2 separate regions of the Mus musculus genome follow, and region 2 is linked to region 1. A link is a loop called in an ENCODE intact Hi-C map of the cell type or tissue named here. Cell type or tissue: heart. All regions are shown on one strand. Links, peaks and the distances in the headings refer to the core of each region. The heading gives the core; the rest is flanking DNA.

What was found. Hi-C counts contacts between places; a loop is a spot of excess contacts. Peaks named below come from ENCODE experiments on the same cell type or tissue, not always from the same donor. Only the 100,000 strongest peaks of a DNase experiment are listed, where the experiment ranks them.
Region 2: it touches region 1 in a loop (2.2-fold over the local background); 1 of 42 quality-filtered maps calls a loop at or near these places.

Annotation. Positions count from the first base shown.
Region 1 is chr17:56,074,581-56,082,853 of GRCm38, forward strand. Ubxn6 (UBX domain protein 6) reads right to left here and starts at 446. Exons shown (of 11, transcript NM_001379361.1): 1 at 256-446. The coding sequence starts at 338. It overlaps Hdgfl2 (HDGF like 2), which reads left to right and starts at 5,051. Exons shown (of 16, transcript NM_008233.4): 1 at 5,051-5,246; 2 at 7,520-7,596; 3 at 7,697-7,835. The coding sequence starts at 5,175. In heart, for the core only: CTCF peaks have their summits at 572, 776 and 4,406; DNase peaks (open chromatin) are centred at 481, 4,841, 5,571, 6,911 and 2 weaker places; H3K4me3 peaks cover 4,647 bases; H3K27ac peaks cover 4,212 bases.
Region 2 is chr17:56,589,827-56,598,158 of GRCm38, forward strand. Safb (scaffold attachment factor B) reads left to right here. Exons shown (of 21, transcript NM_001163300.1): 3 at 3,864-3,928; 4 at 4,009-4,215; 5 at 5,826-5,888; 6 at 7,962-7,989. Among named protein-coding and RNA genes, the nearest start is that of Safb, 9.0 kb to the left of the region's middle. In heart, for the core only: no CTCF peak of the experiment used is centred there; a DNase peak (open chromatin) is centred at 4,255.

The sequences.
Region 1 (8,273 bases), core at 274-8,273:
ACGACCGCCCACGCCTACCCTTAGCGCCCCGCCCACCCGTGCTACACCACACAACTGCCCTCCCTTCTGCCCCGCCCACCACTGCTACAACGCCCCGCCCTCATTGTAGGCTCCGCCCCTGCCTTACAATCTTCCACACCCCACCCACCAATCTACTCCTGCTAAGCATAGCCTAGAAAGACCCTGACACCCAACCGCCGGCCCTTTTTGCCCCCTGGCCCTCGCCCTCTCCGTCGCCCAACCAGCGTCACATACCCTGCGGAATCCGTAAGCTTCTGGCCGGGCCCCGCGCTCTTGAACTTGATGTCAGCCTTGATTTCCTGGAAGAACTTCTTCATGGCGGCAGCGGCCCGGCGGCTTGGGCCGCAGGGCGGAGGGCGCAGGGCCCGGGTGGATGAGGAGCAGGCGGCCAACCACCGGAAAGAAAATATCGCGGCGACGGAAGTCCCGCCTGGTTCACGTGACAATCGCCTTGCAGCACCTCGCGCGGGCGGGGCGCCATCTTCCTGTCTGCGGACGCCGTTGCCGGGGCGACAGGCTCGCCTCCCTTAAGACCGCAGCAGCCACCAGGGGAGCTTAAAGAGAGCATCCAAACAGCGAGCAGCCTAGAAGAGTACCCAGAGCTACTGGAACCAGGGTGGATGTCAGGAGTTCAAGGCCAGTCCATACTACAGAGAAAATGAGTATGAATGTACTGTGCATGAGCCTGAAATCTGCTCTGGGAGAGACAAGCTAGAAGGAGCCGACAGAGAGATTGGTACAGGCAAGGTCAAAGCAGAGACCGCAGTTGGTACAGGGCTTGCTCAACATGTGCAAAGCTGAGTTTAATCTCCTCCAACACTTCCATCTCGTGTGGTGTGTACACACAACAAAAAGTTGGATGCTCTGGACTCAGGCTTTTTAGAACACTACTGTTCATGTGAAAAACAGCCATCATCTAGATCAGAATCACTGTGACTGTGCAAGAGACCCCCAAAATCATATACTTCACTGTTAATGGTCACTCATTAGAAAGAAGGGGGGAAGTGGGTCATTGGACACAAACTTGAGATTCCAGGAGCTCTTCTGCACCCCCTGTCTGTGTGCATGTAATTCTACCCTAATGCGCATGGCATTGTGGTCTTTGGATCATGTAACTGAAGTGCCTATGGGCAAGCTTTCGTCTGTGTTGGTGTGAAATTTGTCAGAGATAAAGCAGCTTTGTGGGCTACCCAGGCTGTTAATAATTTTATTAGTTTTGCCAACCATTAGATCCAAAAATGCACAAAGCTGAAGGATGGGACACCCTGGTGATTTCAAGGAAACAAGCCCCATGGCTGGAGGAGAGCAATGGAGGCATTTGATGAGAACTGTGGAAGACAGGTTTCCAAGAGCTACAGTGAAGAGAGGAGTGGAGCACCTTAAAGAAGGCAGCCAGGATGTGGGCTGGAGAGATGGCTCAGCGGATAAGATCTTCTAGAGGTCCTGAGTTCAATTCCCAGCAACCACATGATGACTCCCAATCATCTATAATGGGATGCAGTGCCCTCTTCTGGTTTGTCTGAAGGGAGCAACAGTGTACTCACATACAAATAATTTTTTTTAAGATTTGTTTATTTATTTATTTATTTATTTATTTATTTATTTATTTATTATATGTATGTACACTGTAGCTGTCTTCAGACACTCCAGAAGAGGGCATCAGATTTTTGTTAGGGATGATTGTGAGCCACCATGTGGTTGCTGGGATTTGAACTCAGGACCTTTGGAAGAGCAGTCAGTGCTCTTAACCGTTGAGCCATCTCACCAGCCCCAACAAACCTTTTTGTTGTTGTTGTTGTTGTTTTGAGAGACAGGGTTTCTCTGGATAGCCCTGGCTGTCCTGGAACTCATTTTGTAGACCAGGCTGGCCTCGAACTCAGAAATCCACCTGCCTCTGCCTCCCGAGTGCTGGGATTAAAGGCGTGCGCCACCATGCCCGCCAACAAATAAATCTTAAAAAAAAAAAAAAAGGCAGCCAGGAAATGTTTAATAAATGTTCCAGGGCTGGTGAGATGGCTCAGTGGGTAAAGAGCACTGACTGCTCTTCCAAAGGTCCTGAGTTCAAATCCCCCGGCAACCACATGGTGGCTCACAACCATCCGTAATGAGATCTGATGCCCTCTTTTGGAATGTCTGAAGACAGCTACAGTGTACTTACATATAATAAATAAATCTTTTAAATAAATAAAATGTTCCAAGACATGGTATTTTAGTCCTTTGGCGGGGGGCGGGGGGGAGCCAGTCACTGGTGGCACATTCCTTTAAATCCCAGCACTCAGGAGGCAGAGGCAGGCAGAACCTGGTCTATAGATTGAGTTCCAGTTTCTTGAGAAAGAAAAGACAGAGAGAGAGAGAGAAAGAAAGAAAGAAAGAAAGAAAGAAAGAAAGAAAGAAAGAAAAAGATAGATTGTGGGGTTTTTTGTTTGTTTGTTTTTGTTTGTTTGTTTTTTAATTTGTAGACTTGCGTTTTACTATGGAGACCAAAATGGCCTTGAACTCACAGAGATCTACCTGTCCCTACCTCCTGAGTACTGAGATCATAGGTGTACACCACCAAGTTCCCCACTATATATGTCAGCGGGAAGGCAGCCAGAGAACCAAGAAGGAGCTTTATTCCTTTGAGACAGGGTCTCTCCCTGAACCTAGAGCTAGGCAGGACACAAACCCTAGCCAGCCATCCTTCATCTCTACCTCCCAGAATTCTGGGCAATTCTCATGCTTCCCTCCTGAATACTGGGAGGACAGGCTTAAGTGAGCCAGTTCTCTGTCAATTTTTTAGGTCCTGAGACGTCCCTACAGCCTAGACATGCCACCTTTATTAGTTTTCCTTTGAGATCATACATAGATTAAAAAAAAACCCACAAGAATACAAACAGTTCTTTATGTGTGAGTCCACATAAAGTGGAAGCTCCAGGAACCCCAAGGACCAGACACAGTCCAAGATACGGAAGTCACGTGCTGGTGAGACGGCTCAGTGGGGTAGGAGCACTTGACTGCTCTCCCGAAGGTCCTGAATTCAAATCCCAGCAACCACATGGTGGCTCACAACCACCCGTAATGAGATCTGATGCCCTCTTCTGGCATGTTTGAACACAGCTACAGTGTACTTATGTATAATAATAAATCTTTAAAAAAAAACTTTAAAAAGATAGGGAAGTCACTAACCCTTCCTGGCCCCATTGGACATGGTTCATTATGGACCCTATTTTACAGCTAGGGAAATTGAGACACTTGGTATCCAATGTATTTTTTACTCAGCATGGAATAGTTTGTGACATTAAGTACAGTAGGTAATCAACACTGTCAATAAGAGAAATAAGCATCATGGGAATGGGGCTTAGAGAAAAGCTCATCTTCTCTAGCATGCAAAACACCCAGATTCCATCCCCACCACCACATAAGCCTTTGGGAAATAAAGTCAGGAGATCAAAAGTTCAAATTTAGCCTTGGGTACATAGCTATTCAGAAAGTAGTCTGGGCTAAGACCCAGTCATAAAAATAAACAACTACTAAGATCAGTATACATTTAAGTAAAGTAAATATGGCTAGTGAAATGGCTCATCGAGTGAATTACTTTCCCCGTAAGCCTCAGGTGAAAAAAAAATGAGTGGTGGGCTCCACAAAGCTGTCCTCTGATTTCTACACACGCTGTAGCATGTGCGTGCATGCCCACACATAGCACGCAGATTTGTTTTGTTTTGTTTTGTTTTTGTTTTTCGAGGCAGGGTTTCTCTGTATAGCCTTGGCTGTCCTGGAACTCACTCTGTAGACCGGGCTGGCTTCGAACTCAGAAATCTGCCTGCCTCTGCCTCCCAAGTGCTGGGATTAAAGGCGTGAGCCACCACTGCCCGGCAGCACACAGATTTTTAAGGCAGGGCACGGTGGCACACATGTTTGATCCAGAGCTGGGGAGACAGAGGCAAGAGTACATCTGTGAGTTCGAAGCCAGTCTGGTCTATATAAGGAGTTGTCCCCACCCCCCACTCACCAGTGAGGACAGCAGAGTGAGACCCTGTCTCCAAATAAAATTAAGAATAATTAAAATGGCTGGGCAGTGATGGCGCACGCCTTTAATCCCAGCACTTGGGAGGCAGAGGCAGGCGGATTTCTGAGGTCCAGGCCAGCCTGGTCCACAGAGTGAGTTCCAGGACAGCCAGGGCTACACAGAGAAACCCTGTCTCAAAAAAACAACAACAAAAAGAATAATTAAAATGCAAAATGTCAAAGTATAAAGGTGCTGTAAGTATAAAGTGAAAATATGTAATGTATTATAGACAACAAAAAAAGAAAAAAATTTTAAATAATGAAAGTAAACAAGTGAGCTCTGTCCCGCCCCCTTCTCAGCCCTGACCTTTCTTGATCACCGCCCCTTCCTCTGCCAACTCCTGGCGGGAGTTTGCTGAGTTCTGTGGAACTTGTCTTCATGTCCAGCCATTGGTCGAGCTATAGCCAATGGGCTTCATAGTTGCACTGATGCCCTTTTGGAAGGCTGTCGTTAATCCGTCTTCTACGCTGATTGGTTGTTTATATTTCGTCTGGCCGAGTCCAAAGGCCTGTTCAGTACTGTTATGTATGTTCCGGCCTCGCTAGGCCCCGCCCCATCACTGCTTGTCATTAGTTTCAGTCTTCCTTTCACCCACAGGCCACTGCCTCATGCAGCTCTTAAGCCACGCCCCTGTCAAGCCCCTGTCCGTTTTGCGTCTAATTCGTCTAATGCCCTTCACCCCGCCCCACATCCTGACTGCGAGCCACGCCCCTGAGCGATCCCCAACCTAAGCCCCGCCCATCATTCCTCTCTAGGCTCCACCCAGTAGCCGCTTAAACCTTTCGTCTTTTACCTCCGACACCCTCCGCCCCACCCACTGGCTCCTAGTCCACGCCCTTGGCTTCTGCTCCGTTATCCAATCCCGTTAACTAGCTCTGATCCAACCCCTCCCTTTATTGGCCCGCGCGCGTCTCTGTGGTCATGAGCGACGGCGACGGCGGCCCCTAGCCAAGGGAGGGCGGGACTTCCGGTCGTGCTGAACCCAATAAGTAGACGCCGGCCGGCGGCCCGTGCGGACGCCTCCGCCCCTCAGGCGTCCGACTCCCGCCTCTGACTTCGCCTCTCACCGCCGTTGCTGCTTCCCGCGGCCTGGGCCTCCGCCGACAGCATGCCGCACGCCTTCAAGCCCGGGGACTTGGTGTTTGCCAAGATGAAGGGCTACCCGCACTGGCCGGCCCGGGTGAGGCCGCGCGTGGAGTGGACGGGCCCGGCGGAGTTGGCGGCCCCGAGCAGAGGGGCCGCGGGCGGGCGGGCGGGCGGGCGCGCGCGGGGAGGCTGGAATGGAGGCTGAGGAGAGGTTGGGGCTGCTGGCTCAGGTGACTGCACTGTGGTTTTCTGGAGTTGAGGAATCTCCTTCCTCCGGGACCACAGTGCCTGGGGTCTGGTGCGTCTTCGGGGAGGTCCCTGGTCTGAGGGACTTGTGTTCCGCTGTTCCGGATCCTGGCTCTGACCCGTGGTCCTTTGGAATTGAGGTGTGGCAATGTTTTGGTCTGAGTAACCTGCATGGTGAGGTCCTGAGTCTCAGAGACCCACAGTCCTGCAGAGAACGGCCGTGGTGCTAGCCTTGACCTCCTCCGGAACCTGTGTCACTTGGTTTGGTGTCCAGGGCCTGAGAGACCAATGTACCAGAGGTCAGAAATGCGTTTAGGGGATCCCAGGGTCGTGGAGCCTGAGGGATGTAGTGGGGCTCAAAGGGTACATGGGCACGTTGGGATTGGAGTGGAAGGGTCAAATGATGGGAAGAGTCTCTTCCAGAGAGGCTGCGCGTGATGGATGGGGGAGCGGGATACAGCGGAAGGAAAGGGACCTTATCTCTATGACCTAAATGAGGGCAAGGGTTGGAAGAAAGCTTTTCTGGGGACCTGGAGTCCGGCCCTTAAAGGGATTCAGTGGGCTGTATGTAGCTTACCTGAGAACAGGCAGCTTCAAGCTGGAGGTAGGAGGCTTTGAGGTTTCCTGTTTGAGAAAGCTGGAGTCAAGCAGTGTAGATTTTTAGAGCCTGGGTGCGCAGGTGGTAGAATTCTGGCCCTGGCAAAAATTGGCACATACACGGAGACCCAAAGGCTTCTGCTGCCCCCAGGACTTGGGACAGAGATCACTCCAGGGCTGAAGTTAGCTGCATCCATGTGTCAGGACTGAAGGAATTTTTGTTGTGCAGATGGTGGCTAGCGTTGCAAGTCCTGGTGCACATGTTCAGTTGCATAGAAACAGAGTTTTGTTGCCTCTAGGTCTTAGTACAGAGGCTAGATTGGCTGTGTCTGCATGGGGGTGGGAATGGAAGACCATACGGCAGGGAGTTACCATGGGGATGCCAAAGAGCAAGCTCAACAGGAACCAGCCCAGGAGGTAACTCCTAGAGGTCAGGACCAGAGGGCCCCATAAGTTCCTGAGGTGTGGGACCGTTGGGAGAAGCAGCCTGGCAGGGCTCGGCAGGGCAGGTTTGAGGATGCTTCTGCATCTGGTATCCTGCATCCAGCCACCAGGGACCAGAGTTTGAGGAGCAGGCTAGGGAGGATCCAGCCATCCCCCGGCGTTGATGAGGTGGGTGGCTAAACACTGGGAAATCCCACTGTGAGTGGGGTGACTGGGGAGCAAAACTTTACATTGGCCACTGCCCTCACTAGTCTACCTCTGCTCTCTATGAAGCTCTTGTCCCTTCCCCCTTCCCAGCCTTCTCCAGCACTGAGAGAACAGTTCCAAGCACCTGATTGGAGGGGAAGGGGCTACTAGCATCCTGTGGGAAGGTGACTGACAGCTGCTGGAACCCATGGGCTTTCACAAAGAGGGTGGGACTTCCGGGTTGCTCTGGGCCTGGCTCCTTCAGCACTCCACCTCATTCCCCCAAATCTCCATCCCTGTTGCTGCCAGATTTACCTCTGGGACAAGAACAGACTGGGCCTTTTTTCCAGGAGGGGCAGTCATTGGCTAGTCCCGGGAGTGGGGAGAAGCTGAACCTAGGCCCACCCCAGGGGCTTCAGGGGACTATACTGGACCTGGCTCGGCCTAAGTACCTGTATGGGGGCCCAGCTTTCTTCTTGGTGGAAAGATAATCACTGTGGGTAGCAGACAGGTTAGTAGGATGCACATAAGTGTGCAGGTTTCATAGCCAGGCATGGTTGTACTTACCTTCAATCCCAATCCCCATTGCTGAGGAGACAGAGACAAGTACCAGGCCACCTTTGTCTACATAGTTTGAGGACAGCCAGGCTACATAGTGAGACTGTCTAAAAGGAAAAACATTAATTCCAAATTAAGGGGCTAAGGAGATAATGTATAGCTTAGTGGACCTGAGTTCAGATCTCTAGACTTGTGTTTGGAAGGTGCTGTGTCTTCCCATGGTGTGCCTCCCCCCACCCCAAACCCCCCTAAGTAACTGGATGGTAACTGGGTCTGGATAAAGCTGCCTCTTGGCCTACACCTGAAGCCCTCTGACCAGCCTGCCTCACACTACAGATTGATGACATTGCTGATGGTGCCGTGAAGCCCCCACCCAACAAATACCCCATCTTCTTCTTTGGAACGCATGAAACGTAAGTGTCCCCTCCAGGTTTTCAGTGTTCACCCACAGACTGGCTTTTTTCCCAGGGTGACCTGGCTCACCTGGAACTGGCCTATGGTTCTTACCTCCAGGGCCTTCCTGGGACCCAAGGACCTGTTCCCCTATGATAAGTGCAAGGACAAGTACGGAAAGCCCAACAAGAGGAAAGGCTTCAATGAGGGGCTCTGGGAGATCCAGAACAACCCCCATGCCAGCTACAGTGCGCCTCCGGTGAGTGCCTGGGAACAAGTGGGCAGTGGAGCATCTATAGGCTCCCAGGAGCAGGGGCTTCCTCAGAAACTTCCAGGATGGTTTCTCAGTACTGTAGATCGGATCTTTCTTTGGGGTGTATTGCTGGGCTTTACAGAATGCTTAGCAGAGTCGTAGGTCTGCTTACTCCACTCCAGGGACACCCCAGGTCATTTTACCACATGTGTGTATAGATATCACCCAGTGCCCACTAGGTGGGGACCACCATCTAAAGATGAGCCTGGATTCTGAACAGGGTGTTGCAAGTCTGGAAGATGCCTCTCAAAAGTGAAAGGCTTGCTATACTAGCACCCTCCTCTGTCTGGGACTCTCAGCTGAGGATTGGGTATAGTAAGCAGTTGTTTGTGAATGTGAGAACTCCTGGTCAGAGAGAAGAAATAATGCCAAGAGCCTGTCTGG
Region 2 (8,332 bases), core at 17-8,016, 510 kb after region 1:
AAGTCTGAGGGTGAGTTAGAGTTCTCAGTGCCCACTCACAAGCCAGCTATGGCTGCATGTATCTGTAACACTTGTGATTGGGGGTGGAGACAGGGTGAGCCAACCTAGCTGCAGAGTGAGTGGGAGACCCTGTCTTAAGGGAGTGGCTGGAGAGCTGGGCAGTGGTAGCACATGCCTTTAATCCCAGCAATCTAGAGGCAGAGGCAGGTGGATTTCTGAGTTCGAGGCCAGCCTGGTCTACAGAGTTAGTTCCAGGACAGCCAGGGGTATACAGAGAAACCCTAAAAACCAAAAAAAGAAAAGGGCGGGGGGGGGGGGTGAGGAGTGGCTGGAAAGCGATAGAGGACACCTGCTGTCCTGCCTCTCGGGCACACACACCACGTACACGTATGTTCTACACAACATGGTCTTGTTCTGCAAAATCCTTACTGTTTCTATTTCCCTCAGACTATCTCTCCTCAGCTGGCTTTGTGGCACAGTGGACAGCATTTGCCTAACATTTCCAAGGCACTGGGGCTTGGCTCCAACACTGCACCAAAACGAGGTTCACTGAAGGTACAGGCGGGGGCGTTGTCACAAATTTGAGGCCAGTTTGAACATCACTCTCAAAAAAACAAAATCACCAAGGGGCTGGAGAACTGGCTCAGTGTTTAAGAACACATGTGCTCTTGCAGTGGACCTGACTCTGGTGCCCAGCACTCACACCATGTGCCCTACAGCTACTTGTGAGTCCAGGGCCTAGGACCTGATGCCTAATCTGGCTCAGTAAGCATTAGTGCACCTGTGGCAGACATGTAAGCATCAGTAGAAATGAAAACTTTACCCAATGCTATGGATGAATTAACTGAACCTGTCTTTGAGACAAGGTTTGACTATATAATCCTGACTGTCTTAAACTCACTATGTAAACCAGGCTGACCTCGAACTCAGAGATCTGCCTACCTCCTCAGTACTGGGGTTACAGGTGTGCACCACCACCGTCTGGCTAAGATTTTGGATTTTTATTATGTGTATATTGGGGAGTGTGCAAATCAACTAAGTGCCTACAGAGGCCAGAGGATGGCAGGTGCTTACTGTCACAGCTAGCAAATGAATACCTATTCTTTTGCAGACTCACAAAAGAGAGAACTTTGGTACTTCAAAGTAAATACTAACCTGGTTCCTGCTGTAGCCCAGGCTGGCCTTCACCTAGTAGTGTGGTCCAGGTTGACCCTGAAGTCCTGGTCTGCTGGCCTCTGACTCTTTGGCCTATGAGCTCTGGCCACCTGTGTACTGCATTCTTTCCCACCTTTGCCTACCTTTGGTTGTTTGTGATGAGTTGTGAGGGTGTGGGTGGTCTCTGGTTGACCCAAGCTGTTATGGCTGGGTTTGTGGGCTGTGTTGTGTGTATGTGCTAGTTGCAGTGGCCATGCTGTCAGGAATTGCACTGTGATTGATAGGAGTTATGTTCTAAACTAGGAAGGCCCCAGCCTTGTCAGTGGGTGAAGTAGATGGTTTAATGTATGTGGTTTAATTCTGCATATTGTGTGAGGGTGTGAGAAGGGGGGGAAAACAACACCATTTTAGTAAGATCTCACCTCCTTGTCACCCTCGAGAATACAGGGTGCTGACTGCCTCCTGGAGCTGTTGGCTTTGCTCATTCTAGAATCTCACCAATATAGCACTAGAGCCACAAACTCTTAGGGCTGATTTGCAGTTTGAGAGTATGTTACATTTGTGTGGTTGTAGCCCAGCAGAGGGCAAGGGTCTGTTCTTTCCTTCCTCCCTCAGTTCTTTGCCACACAGGTTGTTGTGTAGTGTCACTGAGTTCTCAAGTACCCTGTTGTTGGGTTTTGATCAAGATTTTTGGCAAGAAGTGTTACCTTGCTTCATGAATTAAACTCAGTGGTTTGAAATTCTAGAAAGGTCTGTCTCAGGTTATCTCTGCTTCTCCATGGTAGGCTTTGCAGAATCTTAAAATGTCAGGGTGAACCCCTCTGCCTGAAGGTGGACAAGACTGTACTAGCCTTTAATCCCAGCACTCAGTATATCCTGCTCTATCGAGAGCAGGAGTATATAGAGGGGCTCTGTCTCAGATGGGAGTGGTGGGGTAACATGTTTGGGGACAAAAGGCCAAATGTTCTGGGCATGGCCTCACCCTGACCTCTGCTTTGAGGGTTGTGTTTATGGTTAGTTTCATGGTTAGAAAAAAATTATCAAGTATCAGTATGGCTTCTCCAGTGGTTTGAATCAGAATGTCCCCACAGGTTCAGGCATTTGAGCACTTAGCCCCTAGTTCCTTCTACTATTTGGGGAGGTTGAGGAGGTATGACCTTGCTGGAAGCAGTTTATTACTGCAGAGAACTTTAAGATTTGAGTCTATCTATCTGTCCATTTGTCTGTGGTCATTACCACCATCCACCCATCCACCAGCTCAGCTGCCTGCCCCTTCCCCATGTCTACTGTACCTCCTCTACCGCTGTGCTTCCCTGCTGAGACGGCCCCTTCTGCAGCCACAGCCAGCTTTTCCTTCATCAGCATCTGGTTACAATGCTTTAGCATATTGGAAAATAGCCGAGAATGGTTTTCATGTTTTAGTTTTATTTATTGGAGATGCATGTTATATATAGTTTTGGCTGGCCTAGAACACACTGTGTAGGCCAACTAGCCTTTATAGAGAGCTGGACACTCTGGCTTCCACCCTTCCGCATATTTCATACACACATACAAAACTTAATAGAGAAGTTAAGGAATTCAGCAGCCCCACAGAACTTAACTGTAATGGAGATCATGCCAAGTACCATAGCTAAGAACATTCCATACTGCTCCATAGTGAGAAGGAAAAAAATGGTGCTCTTTGGAGGGAAGAGCTACAATAGCAAAATCCCACTTGGCCAGACTGTCAGAGCTGGTGAGTGAGTGTATCCATTACAGGGTGGAGTAAAAGAACAGGTGCACAAGATCCTAGGGTCTGGTGTTCATGAGCAGTGAAATGAGGTTCCAACTAGGTTTGCTGGCTCATTCCCATGACCAGCACTTGGAAGCACAGGCAGGAGGATTACTGCAAGCTTAAGGTAGGTAACTGGGCCAACATACAACCTTACTTCAGTTCTGAGGGAGACCAGTTTTTCAGACTAACCTGAGTCCAGGGGTGCAGTGCAGCTCCATGGTAGAACATCCCCAGCACAGAGAGACATTGGATACTGCTTGAAGACAGGTCATTGCTCTCCCTGAGGAGAAAAGACCTGTGAGGGTAGCCTGCCCATGTGATGGCCTGCTTACATGTTTTCCTACACCCCAAGTCATGTGGGCGTTGATATAGGATAACATAGTGTTTCAAAATTTGTTTTGTGCCCACACATCCTCAAGTGTGGAACCCCTGCTCAACACCACAAAACAAGAGTCAGGCATGGTAAACTCTTCCGTTGCATCCTAGGAATTGAACCTGAATACAAAGAAGAGTAGTAGCCCATGCTCTTAACTACTGAGCCAACTTTTCAATCTCTATTCCATGTACTTTATTTATTTATTTATTTATTTATTTTTGGTGTGTTTGCATGTGCACTTACTGAAGCTAGGTGTTTCGTTCCACCATATGAGTTCTATAGATTGAACTCAGGTTAATTTTGGCAACATGTGCCTTTTCCCTGCTGAGCCCCCTTGCTGGCCCAATGTGTGCACCTTTTGCTTGCCTGTGGCCCGTCTCCCAGGTGATTCTCCATTCTGTCAAGTTGACGATAAGCATCCCAAACACAGTGCATTGAGACCTGGCTAGATGAGAGGCCAGGTCTGTGCAGTGAACAGAGCTTGGGACCTACAGAAGTTCAGGCACCTGCTTGCACGACACAGACTATTGGCCTCATGCCCACATGCTGTCTCTTCAGGGAGGAAACCAGAAGACGAGGGTGTGGAGGACAACGGGCTCGAGGAGAATTCTGGGGATGGGCAGGTATGCATCACCTTTTTAGTGGATGAGGAGAGGGAGAGCCATGATGGCACGGTGCCATGACAGTGTCCTCTGTATTGCAGGAGGATGTGGAGACCAGCCTGGAGAACCTGCAAGACATGGATATGATGGACATCAGTGTGCTGGATGAGGCTGACATTGACAATGGCAGCGTGGCAGACTGTGTGGAGGAAGAGGAGGAGGCCACACTCCCTGAGGGCCTAGCAGACAGCACTGAACTGGTAGAAGGAGATTTGAAAGGGCTCCCAGAACAGCTGCAGGAGCATGCTGTAAGCAGCTGGTGCTGGGTGGAGCACTGGGTGGCCTGATGCAAAGTTCATGACAGAGCAGAGTAACAGGGACAGCTGCTGCTGGTCATTGTCCCTTAGGGGAGCCTGAGTTATGTATGGTGTGTGAGTACAGCCAACTGGAGCAACCACTCTGCTCAGCTGGCTGCTGCCTCTAGCTGTTCAACATCGATGCAGCTTCTCCATGCAAGTCATGTATGAGACCAGAGCAATGGTTAGAGTGGTTTAGACATGTATGAGACCAGAGCAATGGTTAGAGTGGTTTAGACTGGCCTTCTGAGCACTGTGTTACATCCCTAGGTAACGTGTGGCTCTGGTAAGTGAGAGTCCAGGCACTTGCTGCAGGGTACAAGTTCAAGCTCCCAGGCCTCAAGGCAATATGTGCTGAAGGATTTTATGGTTACAGGGTTGATGTCTGCCTAGAGAGAGGAGAGTGGGCATTAAGGACCCAGGGGCATCTTTTTGGCCTGTCAAACCTGGAGATTTGGTGACCAAAAGCCTCTGGTATTCCAACAAAACCTCAGATCTCCTACAGTGAGCATTTTGTCCCCTGCCATGAGAACTGACTGAGAGCCTATGCCTGTGGGCAGCACACTGGCTTTGAGTGAAGGGTTTGTTTTGCACTGTTAAGATACAAACAAGGTGTCATAATCAGTTTCTAAAAGGTACGGCTCAAGTGGTGGGCTCCTTGTTGGAAAGTAACACAGAGGCCAGGGTTTAGGAAAATGCCGATTGGCTGGTCGGAGGCTAATTGCAATGTGAAGAGAATGGAAGGGTAGGGGAGCATCGGGGTAAAGTGTGTCAGTGCTAATGTGCTGTGATCTTTAGCTGGCTCTCAATTCCTTCTAAGCTTTGGTCACCAAATTCTAGGTCTGACAGGTGAATGGTTGCTGCCATGGCCTTTCATGTGCCTGTGTCTGAGTGAAGTTTACAAGCAAATTGTGTTGTTGCCTCTTACTATTGTTCAGCAGGGCCAGAGGTCAGTGTTACAACTAAGACCAGCCTTCTCTTACAGCCAAGCCAGTTACCTGACCTAGAGTGGTAGCCATGCCTGTCACAGCAAGTGCGATGACTGCATAGTCACAGAGCAAACCCAGCATCCATAGCAATGAAGGCAGTGTCATGAGGGAACAAAGAGCAGCTGGGATGCTCTTTGCTGTGTGTGGCTTTCATGATGGGAGACAGTTGGCTCTAGGGAAGAAAGAGTTGGGGATTGATCTTCAGTAATTGTAATATATGTGTGTATTACAGTGTATATATTATAATATATATACATATATGTGTGTGTGTATATTGTATACATATACACACACCCATTAGGCCATAGGAGGCTGGGTACTTGGTGTCTAGGAACAGCAGGCCTGGCTTCACAGTACTCAGACTCAGACAGATGTGAGGCACCAGGCTTCATTCTGCAGCCCAGTTCTAAAAACCATTTCTGGAAGATTGACCACAGCCTACTATTCTGGTCACCTGGAGAATCCTGTCAGGTGGTGTCTTCCACCTCACCACACTGGGGCAGCACTCTAAGCTCTAAGCGATGGGAACTGTCCCCTCACCTATTACATTTAAACTGCTCTCCCTTTCTACAGATAGATGACAAGGACACCGTTAACAATGTAGATACGTCATCATCTGACTTCACCATGCTGCAGGTAAATTGTCACATGTCTCAATTGTACCCTCAGTGTAGCCCTAGGTTCTCAGACACCTCCTGTTGCTTGGCAGCTTTACCAACTAAAGTCACCTACCTAGACAACAAGTGCTAGAGGCTGTGTACGACACTCCTGCAGTCTCAGTTGTCTTCTAGTCTGCACTCTGGCTGTGAGCAGATTGTCTTTCCTGAGGACCTGCTTAGAAGAAAGCCCAATGCAGCTCCCTGGCTGCAGGGTGAGGGTGAGGCCTGTGACCCATCCCAGCAGTGCAGAATGCACACTGGTTTCGATGTAGGCCTTTTCCTTTTTGGTTCTCCTCCACAGTTGTGGGATGTTAGTTTGATGCTATGAGTTGGGTATAGGGTCAAATGTTGGGGCTTTGTAGCAGCCTGAAGACCTGCTTGGTTTTCAGAAGCTGTGGGGACTGCCTACCATCTCACTTGCCTAGAGATGTATACTTGTAGGGCCAAGCTTTGTGCATTTTGGGTGGGGTCATCTGGTCTATAAGTTCATTGTTAGAGAAGAACATTGGGATAGGGTCTCCCGGGAAGGGGCACATGGTAGGAGGAGTGGACAGCTCCACAGATACTGTCCAGGTTTCCCAGATAACGATGATGGGTTATGTTTGGTGACCATCAGTGCAAATACTAAACATCAGAACCAGCCAGGTGTGGTGATACACCTTTAATTCTAGTACTCAGGAGGCAGAGGCAGCAGATCTCTATGAGTTCAAAGCCACCCTGGTAAGGCTTCCAGGCCAGCGAGGGCTACATAGTGAGACCCTGACTCAAAACAGGAGAAAAAAAAAAGGTGAGCACTAAGGAGTGAGATGGTCTGTGTGGGCCTTGGACCTCCTAGGAAATGCTGTGAGAAAGAGAGTATTGGTATATAGTTTTCTGTCTGTTCTCTGGGCCACTTGAGCAGAGGGCTTCTAGGCAAACCATTGTCTGTTTCATGGAGGTGTCCACCACTTGGAGCCTATGCGTTGGAAAGGAACAGCTGTGTCTGTTTGTCTTAGTATCTTTTTGACACAGGCTCGTGTGTTAAAGTGAAACACTATAGCACATCCCCTCAAGTGTCACTCTGCCACGTAGCTCCTTTTCCAGTTCTAGAGTTTAGTTTGTAGAGCAGGTGGGTCATGTTGGTGAGTTAGCCAAGCCCTCAGCCTCCCAAGGCATTCAGTTTGGACCTGCAGTCTCCAGTAGGGACCTGAACACCAGAGAATAGAACTGAAGGAGTGCCTTCAAAGGCAGCCTCCTTACTTAAGAGCATACAAGGCACTGACATGGGGTTCAAACCCACTCACAGACCCTGCCTCACACATACTGGCCATCCTGTGTCACTCTGGGCCATCATCCACTGGCCTCTTTGAAAGACACCTGTATTCATGCTTGGAGTATGGGGGTTTATGTCTTTGACAGGCATTCAGAGTTCAAGTGTCTCTTTGTACCTTGGGTGTGTGGTTCTTAGAGGACAGCGGACAGAGTCGGAGTGGCCAGTATAGAGAAGCCCAAACTCTGCTTGCAGCCTAAAGGGTGTGGGAAGTCTGCTGTGCAGTGTGGCCCACACTGGTCCTGAAAAAGACAATTAGGCAAGGCAGACCCCAGCTGGAAAGACAGGACTCCTGGGAGAATCTGAGTCATCGCTGAGGGAGGTTGGGAGTGCTGGGGTAGAACTGTGATTACCCATTTCTATTTGGCCCTAGATTTTTAAAAAGTCAGCTCAAGGCTTTTGCAGGTGAAGAAAGTGTCAAGGGGTTTGTGCTAGGCAGTTAGACATACGTGGAAATTATGCAAGCTGTGCTCCTGATTTCAAGTTCAGTCCTGAGGGAACTACACTGGGAAGACAGGGGGACTGCTGGGTGCCCTGCAACAAGGTCAGCAATAGGCATGGGCCTGAGAAAGGCTGAGGCCATTGGGGCAGCTTGCCTCGATCAAGCAGGGCCTCCTCTCTGGGTCTGGGTTGTCTCCTGAAATCCCAGTTTGTGGCCAGCCTCCTTTACTTTCCATGAAAGTTGGTGATGGAGTGGGGCTGAGCCTTGGGGCAGTATCTTACTTGTGCTTTCTGTTGCAGGAGATGGAAGAGGCATCTTTGGAGCCAGGTACTGTCAATGCAGGGCTCAGCAGTGGGTTCTGCCCACAGTGGGGAGGCTCTTGCTAACCAGTGGCCGCACTCTAGCATGCACTGCTCTAGAACTTACAGTCCAGAGCACACCAGGACATAGAGATTGGAAACCCAGCTGTATCACAAGATCTGTGTATATGGCCAGCAATCGTGCGGCATCCTGCCCACATGGCGAAGACTTCGGTCGCCGCCTGCCTTTAAACAGAAGCATGTGCTCTGTGCTGCCAGCAGATCTTGTGATACCGGTAGCATGTCACCATGTGGTGTTGGTACAGGCAGTGCAGGTAGCATAGGGAATGCCACATGAACATGACATGACT